2 separate regions of the Mus musculus genome follow, and region 2 is linked to region 1. Evidence: chromatin loops called from intact Hi-C (ENCODE). Cell type or tissue: left cerebral cortex. All regions are shown on one strand. Each heading gives the region's core, and the rest is flanking DNA. Links, peaks and the distances in the headings are about the cores only.

Region 1 (8,348 bases), core at 100-8,099:
TATAGAGGAGAAAGTAGGGAAAAGCCTTGAAGATATGGGTACAGGGGAAAAATTTCTGAATAGAACAGCATTGACTTGTGCTGTAAGATCGAGAGTCAACAAATGGGACCTCATAAAATTGCAAAGCTTCTGCAAGGCAAAAGCCACTTGTTCACTTGATCTTTGACTATGGAGCTAAAGCCATCCAGTGGAAAAAAGACAGCATTTGTGTGGACACTTTGCCCCTTCTTAGAATTGGGAACAAAACACCCATGGAAGGAGTTACAAAGACAATGTTTGGAGCCGATATGAAAGGATGGACCATTTAGAGACTGCCATATCTGGGGCTCCATCCCATAATCAGCATTTGTCAATAAGACAAAAAGACCACCAACAGATTGGGAAAGGATCTTTACGTATCCTAAATCAGATATGGGACTAATATCCAATATATATAAAGAACTCAAGATGGTGGACTCCAGAAAATTAAATAACCCCATTTAAAAATGTGGCTCAGAGCTAAACAAAGAATTCTCACCTGAGAAATACCGAATGGCTGAGAAGCACCTGAAAAAATGTTCAACACCCTTAATCATCAGGAAAATGCAAATCAAAACAACCCTGAGATTCCACCTCACACCAGTCAGAATGGCTAAGGTCAAAAATTCAGGTGACAGCAGATGCTGGCGTGGATGTGGAGAAAGAGGAACACTCCTCCATTGTTCGTGGGATTGCAAGCTTGTACAACCACTCTGGAAATCAGTCTGGCAGTTCCTCAGAAAATTGGACATATTACTACTGGAGGATCCCACCATACCTCTCCTGGGTATATATCCAGAAGATGTTCCAACAGGTAAGAAGGACACATGGTCCACTATTTTTATAGCAGCCTTATTTATAATAGCCAGGAGCTGGAAAGAACCTAGATGCCCCTCAACAGAGGAATGGATACAGAAAATGTGGTACATTTACACAATGGAGTACTACTCAGCTATTAAAAAGAATGAATTTATGAAATACCTAGGCAAGTTGATGGACCTGGAGGGCCTCATCCTGAGTGAGGTAACCCAATCACAAAGAAGTCACTTGATTTGCACTCATTGATAAGTGGATATTAGCCCAGGGACATAGAATACCCAAGTATAAGATACAATTTGCTAAACGCATGAAACTCATGAAGAACGAAGACCAATGTGTGGACACTTTGCCCCTTCTTAGAATTGGGAACAAAACACTCATGGAAGGAGTTACAAAGACAATGTTTGGAGCCGATATGAAAGGATGGACCATCTAGAGACTGCCATAACTGGGGCTCTATCCCATAATCAGCTTCCAAATGCTGTCACCATTGCATACACTAGCAAGATTTTGCTGAAAGGACCCAGATATAGCTGTCTCTTGTGAGACTATGCCGGGGCCTAGCAAACACAGAAGTGGATGCTCACAGTCAGCTATTGGATGGATCACAGGGCCCCCAATGGAGGAGCTCGAGAAAGTACCCAAGGACCTAAAGGGATCCACAATCCTATAGGTGGAACAACAATATGTACTAACCAGTATCCCCCCTGCCCCCCTGAGCTCATGTCTCTAGCTGCATATGAATCAGAAGATGGCCTAGGGCCTGGTGAGATGGTTCAGTGGGTAAGAGCACCCGACTGCTCTTCCGAAAGTCCGAAGTTCAAATCCCAGCAACCACATGGTGGCTTACAACCATCCGTAATGAGATCTGACTCCCTCTTCTGGAGTATCTGAGGATAGCTACAGTGTACTTACATGTAATAATAATAAAAAAAAATCTTTAAAAAAAAAAAAAAAAAAAGAAGATGGCCTAGTCGTCCATCAGTTGAAAGAGAGGCCAATTGGTCGTGCGAACTTTATATGACTCAGTACAGGGGTATGACAGGGCCAAGAAGTGGGAATGGGTGGTTGCGGGAGTGGGTGGGTGATCGTGTGGGGGACATTTGGGATAGAATTGGAAATTTAAATGAAATAAATACCCAATTAAAAAAATGTACTATATTACTTTCAATGAAGTTTCATTGTAAACAAACAAACAACAAAAAAAAAAACAACAAAAAACCCCAAAAAACAAAAAAACAAAAAACAAAAACAAAAAAGACTGCTTCATCAATTAGACACAGATCCACTAGTAAGTATGATTCTAACCTCGTTGATGGCTAAAAATCCTTTTTACTCGAAAAAGTTATTTTGGAGCACAGCCTCCACTTTCAGAGAATTTTCAGCTTTTCTACTAATTCTCAAAGTCACCTCCCGGACACCAGGAGGTCAGAATCTGAGATTGATCTTTGCTAATTTGCAACTGAATAAAGTACTTGGACTTCCCCAAAGAAGCTTTTATCCTGTTGCTTTTAAACTATCTCAACTTTGTTTTTCAAGCAGGACAGTCTCTCTTTACAGCCTGATTCTAGCAAGTGTACAGTCTCACCTCCAGCAAGCACAGGTGGTAAAAATCCACCAATATGAAGAAGCATATTAAGTATATATAATGGCTTTGGTCTGATTTGGGAATAAGGTGTGCTATGAGGGCCGGTCAGTCAATGACGGGCAACCAGATTTCAGAGCCATATCAATCTAAGACAGAGGTACATGCCAAGAGGCCATGGTTTGTTAATAATATACCACAGAGCAATGTTTGTGTAAAAGAAACAAAAACAAGCTGCATGTATGCTCCTTGACAGATAAGAATTTCTCGGGGAAAATCAGAGTCCCCAAGCCAACCATGGCTTCCAGCCACCATAACTCCCAGGCAGGACTGTGGAGCATAAATAAATTTTGTCTCGGTCCAGGTATTTTTAATATATAATTAGGGGGAAATTGTAGCCCCTCCCCCCCAGCCTTGAAGCAGGCTGATTCACACTTTGCTGCCACTGAATATGAGATCACCTGGGGTGTAGCCAACTTACTTAGATGGCTATATTGTTACTGCTGCTCTTCTCTGAGACTCTGTTACCAGCTGAGAGATCCTTGAGACATTCTGGAGACACATCCTATCCTGTAGGTCACCTACAGGCTGGCTCCAGGCACCAAGAATGGACTGGCAGAGGGGATGGGCCTTCCCCCTTATAAGCACAGTCTCTTAGTCAACTCTCGGGCCTTGATCAGAGAAAAATTTGTCTTGGTTTTATTCTTTTCTTGCCATTTAGTCTTTGTCTCTCTTTTAGCCCCAGCCTGCCTTACAGAAATACCCGGTTCACGTAGGCTGCAGGCCGTGCTCCTACTACAGTAACCAAGGGTTTTCATTGAAAGGTTAGCTTGAAACATTTGTAATGAAAGATGAGAATAATCTTTTAAAGTAGATTAAAAAATGGATCCTTTGGAGATGGACTTACAGATGGTTGTGAGTCACCATGTGGGTGCCATAAACCAAACTTAAGTGCTTGGAAGGAACAGTCTGTGCTTTTAACTGATGATGCATCTCTCTAATCACCTGATTTGTTGTTTATATTTATATGCTATTTATACATTTTTAGATTTATTTTATTTCTGTAAATACTTTGGCTGCATGTATGTCTGTTCATCCCATATATAACGCATGCCTGAGGAGGTCAGAATAAGGTGTCAGATCTTCTGGAACTGGAGGTATAGATGGTTGTGAGCTATCCTGTGTATGCTGGAAACTGAATTCAGGTCGTCTGTGAGGGCATCAAGTGCTCTTATTACTGAGCTATCTCTCCAGACTCAATTTTTCTATTTTTCAAAAGGACCATAATGAGTGCATGTTTTGTGCTCTAACTCTCCAGCGACTGGCTTCAAATTTTACATACAAATGTAATATACATACAAATGTAATATGTATATATAGAGCACAAGCCTAACAGACACAAAAGAATGGAACCCCCAGCAGTGTGGTTGTAGGATACAGTGGAAGACAGGGAATTCAGTCTTTGAGGGATGCTGTCAATGAAGACCTAGCGGCAATAGAGAAGTCCATTGACGCTTTAGAAAAATCTTTGACCTCCCTGTCTGAGGTAGTTTTACAGAACAGGAGAGGTCTTGATTTGTTGTTCCTAAAGGAAGGAGGACTGTGTGCTGCCCTTAAAGAAGAGTGCTGCTTCTATGCAGATCATACAGGAATAGTTAGAGACTCTATGCAGAAACTGAGAGAAAGATTAGAGCGAAGGAAACGGGAACGGGATGCTCAACGGGGGTGGTTTGAGTCGTGGTTTGAATCACGACCATCTTGGATAACTTCTTTAATTTCCGCTGTAGCCGGACCAATCCTTATGATATGCTTAGCTTTAGTTTTCGGCCCTTGTATAATAAATAGAGGAATGGCTTTCATCCAGAGTAAAATTGATACAGTAAAACTCATGGTTCTTCAAAGGCAATATCAACCTATAGTTCAGGTAGATGAAGAGTTAGGGGACACCAATCTCTAAAATTCTATGATTAGAATTAGTCTAAACAGAAGAAGAGGGGAATGAAAGGAAATAAAACTGTAATTCATGTAATGTATGTTAAATAGCCCAAAGAGTTGTTTCTGAGCTTTGAAACCTGGGGCTGAGAACATAGCAGAACAGACCAGGACATGCCCGGGCAAGCCCATCGCCTCCCTAGCTCCCACCCCTCTGACCTAACTTAAATGTTACAGGCTGCTGATGTTTAAATGGACCAATCATGTGAAACCGCGCCAATTCCTCCCCCAGCCCCACTCCTTTTCTATAAAAACCCCTAGCTTCCAAGCCTCGTGGTCGAATCCACTGTCTCCTGTTATGTGAGATACGTTTCGACCCGGAGCTCCGCCATTAAAAAACCTCTTGTTGTTACATCAAGGTGTTGTGTTCTATTCGTGATTCTTGGGTGCACGCCGAATCGGGAGCTGAGTGGGGGTTTCCCCACTGAGTTCTTTCACAGTCAGTCCATCATTGAGTCAGAATAACTGTTCACATTAAAGGAAAGAAAAAAGTCATTATAACTCTACATTTTGATTAATTTTTCTAAGTCAGTTTCTACCATCTCTATGTTCTCTGTCCCACAATGTTTAAAAGCTTGAAGGAAGGAAACCTTTGTAATCTGGAAAATACTTAAGCAGAGGTTGGTCAAGAACATATACCTAATACAGCTTTCTTGTCACCATCATCAGGGTACTCAGCATGCACACAGGTCAGCATTAACCTTTGGTCAGCATGTCACTCCAATCACTCTGGCAGCAAGTATGATCCTGAAGCACCTGCAGAAAAACACAAGCATGCCCTCTTCCCATATTAAATACCTGATCAGGATCACGCCATATACCAATAAGTAGATCTTTCTGTCTCACCTAGGTATAAGTATACCTAGCTGTAGGATACCATAGACACTAAGCAAATAGTTCCTTGGCATCCAAATTTAAAAATTTTTAAAATAAAATGCATGATTTAAATAATGTACACAGGGATAAAATCCCCCCTTTTTTGTTTTTTTGTTTTAAAAAGATATTTTTTTAAAGTTCAATAATGCCTTTTCCTTGATAATTATATAAGGTCCCAGTAGCAAGGGTAACATTAAATTGTCAACAAAACATCTCAAATGCTTGACTGTAATAGCCAGTTCCATTTTCTGTTTCAATCTGATTTGGAACACGAAACATAAAAAAATTAATGTAGGCAATAACTAATTACATTTTTAGTTGCTTCTCTTGTTAAAGCAATTGTAAACAGAAAGCCTGAAAAGGTGTCAATAGTCACATGTACATATTTTATCTTTCTGAGATCAGAAATATGAGTATTAGTTTGCAATAATTGATTAAGTATAAGTCCTCGAGATTTTTAACACCATTCGGGGGAACAGATAGAAATTGAGTTCGCTAAGAACAATTTGACACGAACATTCTCTAAAAATAGCAAACTATTATCTCAAGCCATTATTATTTTGACGATGTAAAAAATGAGATTATATGGCCAATTGTACATGGTTAGGCCTATAATCTTCGTGGGATACAGATCTGCTGTGCCATGGCCTTAAAGGGTCCTGTCTGGGCAGTTCAGGATGAGTTCTTAAAGGTCCAAGGACAGTCCTTTAAAGGAAGAGTATATTCTCTTATCTTGTGTTGTATGTGCATAAACAGTTTGAAAATTTGAGATTTAGCAGTATCTAAAACAAACCAAAAACAATTTCAAGCAACTGTAAGCCAATATATATATTGATTATCAGCATACAAATTAAAACTTGACACTTTCTTCAACATTTCAAAACCCTGGCTACAGCATACAATTCAGTCATCTGTGCTGAAGCAGAAGGAAACCCAAAAGAATAAACATGTGATCCAATCACATATACTTCTCTCCCAGAGAGGGGCTGTTTATTAATACAGTAAATGTATTCTTTATAGGATGCATAGATAATTTTACAGGAAATACAAAAGCATGCATAGAAGCAAATTTTAACTTGTCTTTGGATAATGATTATCAATTTACCCAAAAGTTTACTATGCAATAGGCCAAATATCAATATTCTGCAAAAAACAATTTCATTGCTGTTTGAAACATGGAATAACGTCTTGTCAGGGTTTTAATACATTTTTTTCTAAGCTCTCTTTATGATTCTATCCTACAATTTTTTTATTAACACAATGACAGCTTCATAACAGGATGATAAAACTTTACTTGGAGATGATGAAAGATTATTTCACATTAATACTACCTTTACCAAAGAACTGCTGTGAGCTCATTCGGTAACAATAACTAAAATAAGCAGTTAACATTTGACTACCATTGATTACAATTGATAACAATTGATTATAGAAGCTTCCTCTATTTTCTGAAAAGCTTTTTGTTTCTCACCAGTTAATTTGCATCTCCCTTGATAACATCCAAAAAAGGCTTAAGTCCTCCTGTGGAGAGCTTAAGGTGAGGTCTCAGCCAATTAACATCTCCTGGTAGCTTGAAAATAATTTGAAGCAAATCATGTTTTCTTTCTTGAATTTTTCTCTACCACAGTTTTTCTAGGATATAACTGAGGCCCCAAATATTGAAAAAGATATTGCCTTTTGAATCTTTTTTTTTTCAGCAACAACTACTCTGAAATTTTTCAGACTCATTGTGTAAGAGTAAAGGTTTATAGTAAATTTCCCTTAGAGAGAATAGTTAATAAAATACTCTCCATATAATAAACAATATGAACTAAAGATTTAAAATCCTTGCTTCTTGTACTGAAGCAGAGACAAAAAAAATTTTTTTTATTTTACATAATGTAAGGCTATTAGGCATACCTAGAGGCAAAACTTTCCAATTATCACAAGCTCACTAGAAGCAAACCCTTTACAATTATCAGGAAGCAATGGAAAACACAACCTTCCAAAGCCATAATAATTCTATATGGAATAGGCAATTCAGATTGTAATGCACTTAGAAGTTCCACAACCTCATTGACCTCTCATAAATTTTAAGTTTAAACTATATTTTAAACAACACTTGGATAGGCTTGCAATAATGGTGTTTTGCTTTAAAAATTATTCCCTAAAGGCAAGGAGAGGTGAGGCAGCAACAACTTCCCTAGGCAGGGTTTGCAAAACTAAAGAAATGCCACACAATCCTCACTAAGGCTGCTCTGAGCTTTGCATTAACTCAAGTGTAAATATTTCTTAATCTGAGCCTTTTTCTTGTGGTCTGGCCCAATGCCTACCCCTCCTGCAGCAAAAAGATTCCAGAGGGGCAATTCTACTGTCTGCATATGACTCTAATATTTGGACAGTCTTTCCTAAGATGGTTTATACTTAAAACATTCTTTATATCCTTAGTGTTATGAAAACATTGCTTATAAGTACTGTAATATTGTTGCGAGGCAGCAACAATAAGCAAACACTGATTGTATGAAGGTCCAATTTCTGCACAAGGATCATTGTATCCAGATAAGTCTATCTTCGTTTCATATGGCCGAATATCCACAAAGAGTTTCACTAGCATTATCATAAAACAATTGTGAGAAAAATGAAAAAAAAAAAAAAAAAAAAGGAACCCCTGCTTCAGAATCTCCAGAAATTCTGCTAGCTGTTTTTAGTAATGTATCCACAAAATCTTGAAAATGTTAATCAGGAGCCTGTTTGATACCAAATAAATTCTCACAAAGATCTCTTTTCCAATTGTGGGGGGTTAAAATTTGCTTCTACCACTGTATTCAATAAAGCTTGTGTAAAAGGGGCAGCAAATCCATACTGGCCACAGCTGTTTTTAAGTTTTATTGCTCTTGCAATCATCCTAATTACAAAATATGGGTGAGTTAAGAATCATGACCTTGCAATCAAAGTGCAAAGTGCAGCCAATGGATCACTGGCAATTTTAACTATAATTTTAAAGTTTATTTTCAATATTAGAGCATAACCAAAATTTTTGGAAAGCAAAACCCAATTTTAAAGAATCCATTCCCTTCAA
Region 2 (8,348 bases), core at 119-8,118, 51 kb before region 1:
ACACCCATACAGTATTAACCCCAGAAATGGGAATTCAAACTGCCTACAGGAGTTTTTGGACCTCTACCTCCAGAAACTTGTGGATTTCTTTTAGGATGAAGTGATTCTATTGTAAAAGGTCTGCAGATTTATCCAGGTGTTATAGATAATGACTATGAGGGAGAAATTAAAATCATGGCTGCTCCCCCTCATGGTGTTATAACTGTACCTACCTACCAGGGAATTCCTTAACTTGTCTGAGCTCATTTACATCTGCTACCATCCAGATATGTTAAGAATAAGAGAGGACAAGGTGGCTTTGACTCCTCTGGTGTGCATTGGGTTCAATCTATTACTAATTAGAGACCTAATTTTAAATTGACATTTGAAGGAAAAAACTTTGGAGGATTAATAGATACTGGAACTGATATAACAATTACTAGAGGACAAGATTGGCCTTCAGCTTGGCCTTTATCTGATGCACTTGCTCACCTTCAAGGAATTGGTTATGCCAATAACCCAAAACGAAGCTCCAAATTGCTACCCTGGAGAGATGAGGAAGGCAAATCAGGACAAATTCAGCCATATGTTATGCCATATTTGCCTGTTACCCTATGGGGAAGAGATCTCTTGTCACAGATGGGTGTTATAATGTGCAGTCCTAATGAGGCAGTGACTAAGCAGATAGATGCTCAAACAAGAATTTTTGCCTGGTCATGGGCTAGGAAAGAAAGGATGAGGTATTAAGACTTTTAAAGGTCCTAAACATCACTCTAACACAAGAGGTTTAGAGTATTTTCAGTAATGGCCACTATCTTGCCTGCATCCCATTCAGATAAAATTCAATGGCTCAATGATATTCTGGTGTGGGTTGATCAGTGGTCTTTACTTAAAGAGAAAATAGAAGCCGCCTCTTCGCTAGTGCAGGAGCAATTAGAGGCAGGACATTTAGTACAATCTCAGTCTCCTTGGCATACTCCAATTTTTGTTTTCAAGAAAAAATCTGGTAAATGGATATTGTTACAAGATCTAAGAAAGGTTAATGCGACCATGCAATCTATGGGAACTTTACAACCTGGGCTTTGGTCTACGGTAGCCATCCCTAAAGGATATTATAAAATTGTGGTAGATCTGAAGGATTGTTTCTTTACTATTCTTTTACATCCTGAGGATTGTGAAAGATATGCTTTTAGTATTCCTTCTATAAATTTTAAAGAATTTATGAAGAGATATCAATGGACAGTTCTCCCACAGGGCATGGCTAATAGTCCTACCTTATGTCAAAAGTTTGTGGCAAAAGCTAGTCATCCTGTGAGACAACAATGGCCTATAATTTACATTATCTATTACACAGATGATGTCTTGTTTTTTTGGTTTGTTTGTTTTTGTTTTTGTTTTTTCCAGACAGAGATTCTCTGTATAGCCCTGACTGTCCTGGAACTCACTTTGTAGACCAGGCTGGCCTCGAGCTCAGAAATCTCCCTGTCTCTGCCTCCCAAATGCTGGGATTAAAGGTGTGGGCAACCACCGCCCGGCCAGATAATGTCCTGATGGCGAGAAAAGGCCCCCAGGATTTGCTTTTGTGTTATAGAGATTTACAAAAGACCTTAGCTGATAAAGGACTACAAATAGCTCCCGAGAAGATACAAACTCAGGATACTTATAATTATTTGGGTTTTAGACTTACAAATCAAGCTGTTTTCCCTCAGAAGATAGTTATTCGCAGGGACAACTTAAAAAATTTAAATGATTTTCAAAAATTGTTAGGTGATATTAATTGGCTTTGCCCCTATTTAAAGCTTACTACAGGGGAATTGAAACCTTTATTTGATATTCTTAAAGGGAGTTCTGATCCTACCTCCCCTAGATCTTTAACCTCAGAAGGATTGCTGGCCTTACAAGTGGAAGGAGCTATTGAAGAACAATTTGTCACTTATATAGATTATTCTTTGCCTCTACATCTGTTCATTTTTAATACAATTCCTATGCCTACAGGATTGTTGTGGCAAAAGGATCCTCTAATGTAGATACATTTGAGGATTTCACCTAAACGTAATATCCTGCCATATTATGAAGCAGTACCTCAGATGACAATACTTTGAAGGAAACAGGCACTAACTTATTTTGGCAAAGAGCCAGCTATCATTGTTCAGCCTTATAGCATAGACCAAGATACTTTGCCGAAGCATCACAGTATGGAATGGTTGCTTGCTCAAATAGGATTTATAGGAACTATAGATAAGCATTATCATCAAGATAGGTTGATAAAATTTTTAATTGTACATGAGGTGATATTTCCTAAAATGACTTCCTTATAGGCTTTATATACTGCTCTATTGATTTTTAGTGACGACTTCTCTAAAGAGCAAGTTGGATATCTTATGAATAATCAATAAGTAGTCATAGAGACTCCTGGCCTCTCAGCTCAGCAGAATTGACAGCAGTACTGAATGTCTTTCAGTCTGTAAATGGTGCTTTTAATACTTTTACTGATAGTTTATATGTTACACAATGGATTCCCTTATTGGAGACTTGTGTTACGTTTAACTTTAATATGCCAGCAGGATCTCTGTTTTCACAATTGCAAAACATCATTCTTGCTCGAAAACATCCGTTTTATATTGGTCATATATGAGCTCATTCTGGTCATCCTTGACCTTTAGCTCTAGGCAATGATTACATTGACAGGGCTCTGATAGGAGAGGCCTTAATTTCAGAACCCGTTGCTTTGGCTAGACGCAATCATGATAAATTTCATCTCTCTAGCCATACCTTAAGGCTCCGACACAAGATCACTAAAAAACAGGCAAGAATGATTGTAAAACAACGTTCTAAATGTATTACATTACCTCCAGTGCCACATTTAGGAGTTAATCCACGAGGTCTTATGCCTAATCATATTTGGTAAATGAATGTAACTCATTATGCGAAATTTGGAAAATTAAGATATATACATGTTTGTATTGACACTTGTTCAGGATTTCTTTTTTCTTTTCTACATACGAGAGAGGCCTCTAGAAATGTAATTGATCATTGTTTACAAGCCTTTAATGGTATGGGATTGCCTAAACTCATTAAGACAGATAATGGGCCATCCTATGCTGGCAACAATTTTACTTCATTTTGTAAGTAATTTGGTATCAAACATAAAACTGGAATTCCTTATAACCCATGGGACATGGAATCGTTGAACGTGCTTATTGCACTCTGAAAAATTGGCTTTTAAAAACAAAACAGGGGCAGTTATACCCTCCAAATTCTCCAAAAGCACATCTTGATTTTGTCTTGTTCGTTTTAAATTTTTTGCAAACTGATGTTAAAGGTCAGTCTGCAGCAGACCGCCACTGGCATCCAGTTACTTTCAGTTCTTATGCCATGGTTAAATAGCAGGACCCATTAACGAATATGTGGCATGGTCCAGACCCCGTTTTAATCTGGGGAAGAGGTTCTGTCTGTGTTTTTTCACAAAAAGAAGATGGAGCACGATGGCTGCCTGAAAGACTGGTTCATCAAGTGGACACAGATCCTGAATCATCTGGTAAGTATGATTCTAACCTCATTGATGGCTAAAAATACTTTTTGGACGAAAAATTTAATTAGGAGCACAGCCTCCACTTTCAGAGCATTTTCAGCTTTTCTGCTAATTCTCAAAGTCACCTCCCCCACAAGGGGAGGTCAGAGTCTGAGATTGATCATTGCTAATTTGCAACTGAATAAAGTACTTGGACTTCCCCAAAGCTTTTATCTTGTTGCTTTTCAACTATCTCAAGTTTATTTTTCAAGCAGGACAGCCTCTCCTTACAGCCTGATTCCAGCAAGAATGCAGTCTCGCCTCCAGCAAGCACAGGTGGCAGAAATTCATCAATATGAAGAAGCATATTAAGTATATATTGTGGCTTTGTCTGATTTGGGAATAAGGTGTGCTATGAGGGCCGGTCAGTCAATGACAGGCAACCAGATTTCAGAGCCATATCAATCTAAGACAAAGGTACATGCCAAGAGGACGTGGTTTGTTAATAATATACCACAGAACAATGTTTGAGTAAAATAAACACAAACAAGCTGTATGTATGCTCCTTGACAGATAAGAATGTCTCGGGAAAATCTGAGTCACCAAGCCAAGTGCTGCTGCCAGCCACCATAACTCCCAGGCAGGACTATGGAGCATAAATATATTTTATGTCTCGGTCCAGCTATTTTTATTATATAATTCGGGGGGGGGACATTGTAGTCTCCCCCATCCTTGAACCAGGCTGATTCAGGTTTTGCTGCCACTGAATATGAGATCACCTGGGGTGTAGCCTTGCGACTTAGATAGCTATATTGTTACCGATGCTCTTCTCTGAAACTCTGCTACCTGCTGAGAGAACCTTGAGACATTCCAGAGACACATACTATCCTGCACGTCACCTACAGCCTGGCTCTAGGCACCAAGAATGGACTGGTGGAGCAGATGGGCTTTCACCCTTATAAGCACAGTCTCTTAGTAAACTAACAGGCTTTGATCAGAGAAAAATTTGTCTTGGCTTCATTCTTTGCTCACCATATAGTCTCTCTCTCTCTCTTTCAGTCCCAGCCTGCCTTCCAGAAATACCTGGTTCATGTAGGCCATGGGCCGGCCTCCTACTACAGTAACCAAGGTTTTCATTGAAAGGTTAGCTTGAAACATTTGTCATGAAAATGAGATTAATCTTTTAAAGTAGATTAAAAATGGATCCTTTGGAGATGGAGTTACTCATGGTTGTGAGTCACCATGTGGGTGCCATAAAACAAACCTAAGTCCTCAGAAGGAACAGCCTGTGCTTTTAACTGATGATGCATCTCTCCAATCCTCTGTTTGTTATTTATATTTATATGCTATTTATACGTTTTTAGATTTATTTTATTTGTGTAAATGTTTTGGCTGCATGTATGTTCATCACATATATGACTCATGCCTGAGGAGGTCAGAATAAGGTGTCAGATCTTCTGGAACTGGAGGTATAGATGGTTGTGAGCTATCCTGTGTATGTTGGAAACTGAATTCCGGTCGTCTGTGAGGGCATCAAGTGCTCTTACTACTGAGTTATCTCTCCAGACTCAATTTTTCTATTTTTCAAAAGGACCATAATGAGTGCATGTTTTGTGCTCTAACTTTCCAGCTACTGCCTTCAATTTTTACGTACAAATGTAATATACATACAAATGTAATATGTATACATAGAGCAAAAATCTAACAGACACAAAGGAATGGAACCCCCAGCTTTGTGGTTGTAGGATACAGCGCACCACACAGCTTGGCCAGTAGGGGACAACTGTGCCCTTGCTGCCCTTGCACTGTAAGTGTTCAACACCAATATCTTGGGGTTCATCTGAGTCCAGGTGTCTACTGTGGTTAAATTCTTACCCTTTCAGGTATAGATGAACTTAACAGACCTACGCATGTGTAGTTACAGAGGCCATGGCATGGTTGCTGAATCTGTCCTATTATCTCCAGAATTTCAGTCCTTATCTTGTCACTAGTATTTGACAGGCATGCTTCATGTTTTTATGTATGTAATTAAAATTTTACTGCCTAGTGGATGGATTAAGCTGCACACAATTAAGCTGAGCAACAAGCCAAGTAATATGGAATTTCACACAAATTGGTAATTCTCTGCACTACAAAGATTATTTAGTTATTTTGTTATTTATAAACAAATGTCTGACACTGGATTTATAGTGTATATGAATATTGGAGTTTTTTTGATCCTTTTAAAATATTCATTTCACGCAGGTCCATTTCCTACAGACATTCAAACACTAAATTTTGTTTGCATCTAAATAAAATCAAAGTGGCCATCTCTTCAGAAAACCAATTGTCAAACTTACAATGAAATTAATCCTGAATTGCTGTTTATCAAATTATTTACAAGGGATAAAGCCAGTGATTGCCATATCATCCTCACAGAAAAATATAAGTCTATTTTTAGCATTTCTTTTGCTGTTTTTTTTTTAAAAGATTAATTTTAGTGTCTGTGTGCATGTCTCTGTGTATCATTGTGTGTGTTTGTGTGTGTGTGTCTGTGCGTGTGTGTGTGTGTGTGTGAGAGTATGTGTGAGTGTGTGTGTATGTGCCTGTGTGTCTGACTCTGTGTGTGTGAGTGTGTATGTGTGTGTTTGTGTGTCTGTGTGTGTGTGTGTTTATGTGTAGGTGAATTCAGAGGCCTGACAGGGGCACTGGGCTAAGAGGTTTGAGCTGCTTGTGTGTGTGTCCGTGTATCTCTCTGTGTGTGTGTGTGTGTGTGTGTGTCTATGTGTCTGTTTTAGTGTGTTTGAGTGTGTGTGTCTGTGTGTGTGTGTGTGTGTGTGTGTATGAGCTGCTTTGTGTGTGTGTGTGTGTGTGTGCAGGTGCATGTGGAGGCCTGACAGGGGCAGTTGGCTAAGAGGAGGCTGTGATCTGCTTGAAATGGCTGCTGGAAAATTCTGTTCATCTGGTCCTCTGGAAGCATTGTCTGGAGATAGTATTAATGACTGAGGCACTTCTCCAGCCCTAAGCACTTCTTTGGGCATTCAGTCATTCAGTTTTAAAGTTTTCACATCTATGGCTAAAGTGCTTTTACATTCTGAAATTTAAAACCACTTATCGTGCTTCAGATAAAAATGAATTTACATCCACAGAAGGATCACCACCATTGAGGTGAACTGTATCAACTGCCAGCACAGTCATTTTACACCTATAAAATGGAGTTATATGTGGTTCCATTCAATGCGTGTCAAGGGGAAAGTCCTGAGCTTAATATATAAAGCTTTTTGCAACATGACACACAGAAAATTATGAGTAATGAAGGAAGAAGAAGTAGAAGAAAAGAAAGACAGTAGTCAGAGGTGCCTATATCTCAAAGGTTCAAAACAGCATCTTTATGTGTGTATCATAGGGCAACTCTCATGCATCCAGCATCTGTATATATCAGTCAACAGTACATCAAATGCCTTCATACCCAATTGTACATAGGGATACAGACATTAGGTTTCAAAGCATTGGCCAGAGGCATTATTTTTATTGTTTCTCATGTAGAGGTGGTTTTTGTTTGGTTAAGTTTTTTTTTTGTTTTATCTTTTTTTAAAAAATTTCATTAGTAACTTTCCTATGTCATTATTTTTATTTTTGTTCTTGTTTCTTGACACAGGCTAGAGTTATATGGAAAGAGGCACCTTTAAGTGAGAAAATGCCTCTATAAAACTGATTCAGGAGGGCCCAATTCCCTATAAAAATACCAACCTGGGCAGGGGGTAATATGTTATGTAAGAAAATAGGCTCACAATGCACAGACAGGAAGCAACATTCCCCTAAGGTATCTGCTTTAGTTCCTGCCTCTGAGTTCTCCCAAATATTTACTCCCCTCCCTGCCCTACACACCCAGCTCCCCTCATACTGCATTATAAGCTAAAATAAACCCTTTCCTCCTCAGGTTTCTATTGGTCATGATATTAATCACTATAACTCTAACAAAATTAAAATGAACAGGATTAAAGTTGTCTTTGGGGATGTCTCAGGCACTCAACTCAGTTGCTAATTAACAAAGATCAGTCCCAGGGTCTGGCCTCCTAGTGTGGAAGACATTGCTTTGACAATCAACAGAAAAAACTGGTACTTCTCAGACCAATAATGGTAAGAGTCAGGTAAACTGGCTGATAAAGATTTTGTTAGCTATCGTCGTAATTGGAATATCCACCTGAAAAAATATAAAAGCAAAATTCTAGGCCTTTAGGCCCAGGCTTGGGAATGTGACCTCTGTGACTCAATGATCCAAGGTATGCTAATCATAAAACAGATAGCAACATTCCCCCACACACCCGCTTCCTGAGTTCAAAGAGTGTTCATTCAAAGAATGTGCTATTGTTAGGGGCTCATAGAAAATGTCTTGAGAGATAACCTGAAAAATTACCAGGTATTCCTTATGACTCTTGTGACTTTGCAGTTCCTTGTGACTCTTAACTGGTATCTTTGGTATTTTCCAACAACGCCCTCCCCACTTCCTTGAGTTGTGGTTTCTTCCTTTAAATACCCCCTTACCCAGCTACTCGGGGCACCATGGTCCTCTACCCCTGCGTGGTGTATGACCATGGGCCCTAGAGTGCTCTTGAATTAAAAGTCCTCTTGCAGTTTGCAGCAAGACCATTTCTCCTGAGTGATTTGGGGTGTTGCCTCTCCTGAGTCAGAACGTCGGGGAGTCCTCACGTTGTAGGTCTTTCATTTGGTGCATTGGCTGGGAATCACGACCACCCCTTACACCCGAGAACAGACTTGGAGATATGGGGATCCCCTCTTGTGTGCGTGCCAGCAGGTGTCTCTGTTTTGAGTGTCTGTTCTGAACTGAACATGGGAACATGTGTTTGTTGTGTTGGGT

What was found. Peaks named below come from ENCODE experiments on the same cell type or tissue, not always from the same donor. Only the 100,000 strongest peaks of a DNase experiment are listed, where the experiment ranks them.
Region 2: it touches region 1 in a loop (11-fold over the local background); 4 of 42 quality-filtered maps call a loop at or near these places.

Annotation. Positions count from the first base shown.
Region 1 is chr4:62,057,925-62,066,272 of GRCm38, reverse strand. No RefSeq gene overlaps it. Among named protein-coding and RNA genes, the nearest start is that of Mup20, 8.0 kb to the right of the region's middle. In left cerebral cortex, for the core only: no CTCF peak of the experiment used is centred there; no DNase peak of the experiment used is centred there.
Region 2 is chr4:62,109,369-62,117,716 of GRCm38, reverse strand. No RefSeq gene overlaps it. Among named protein-coding and RNA genes, the nearest start is that of Gm12909, 25 kb to the right of the region's middle. In left cerebral cortex, for the core only: no CTCF peak of the experiment used is centred there; a DNase peak (open chromatin) is centred at 4,716.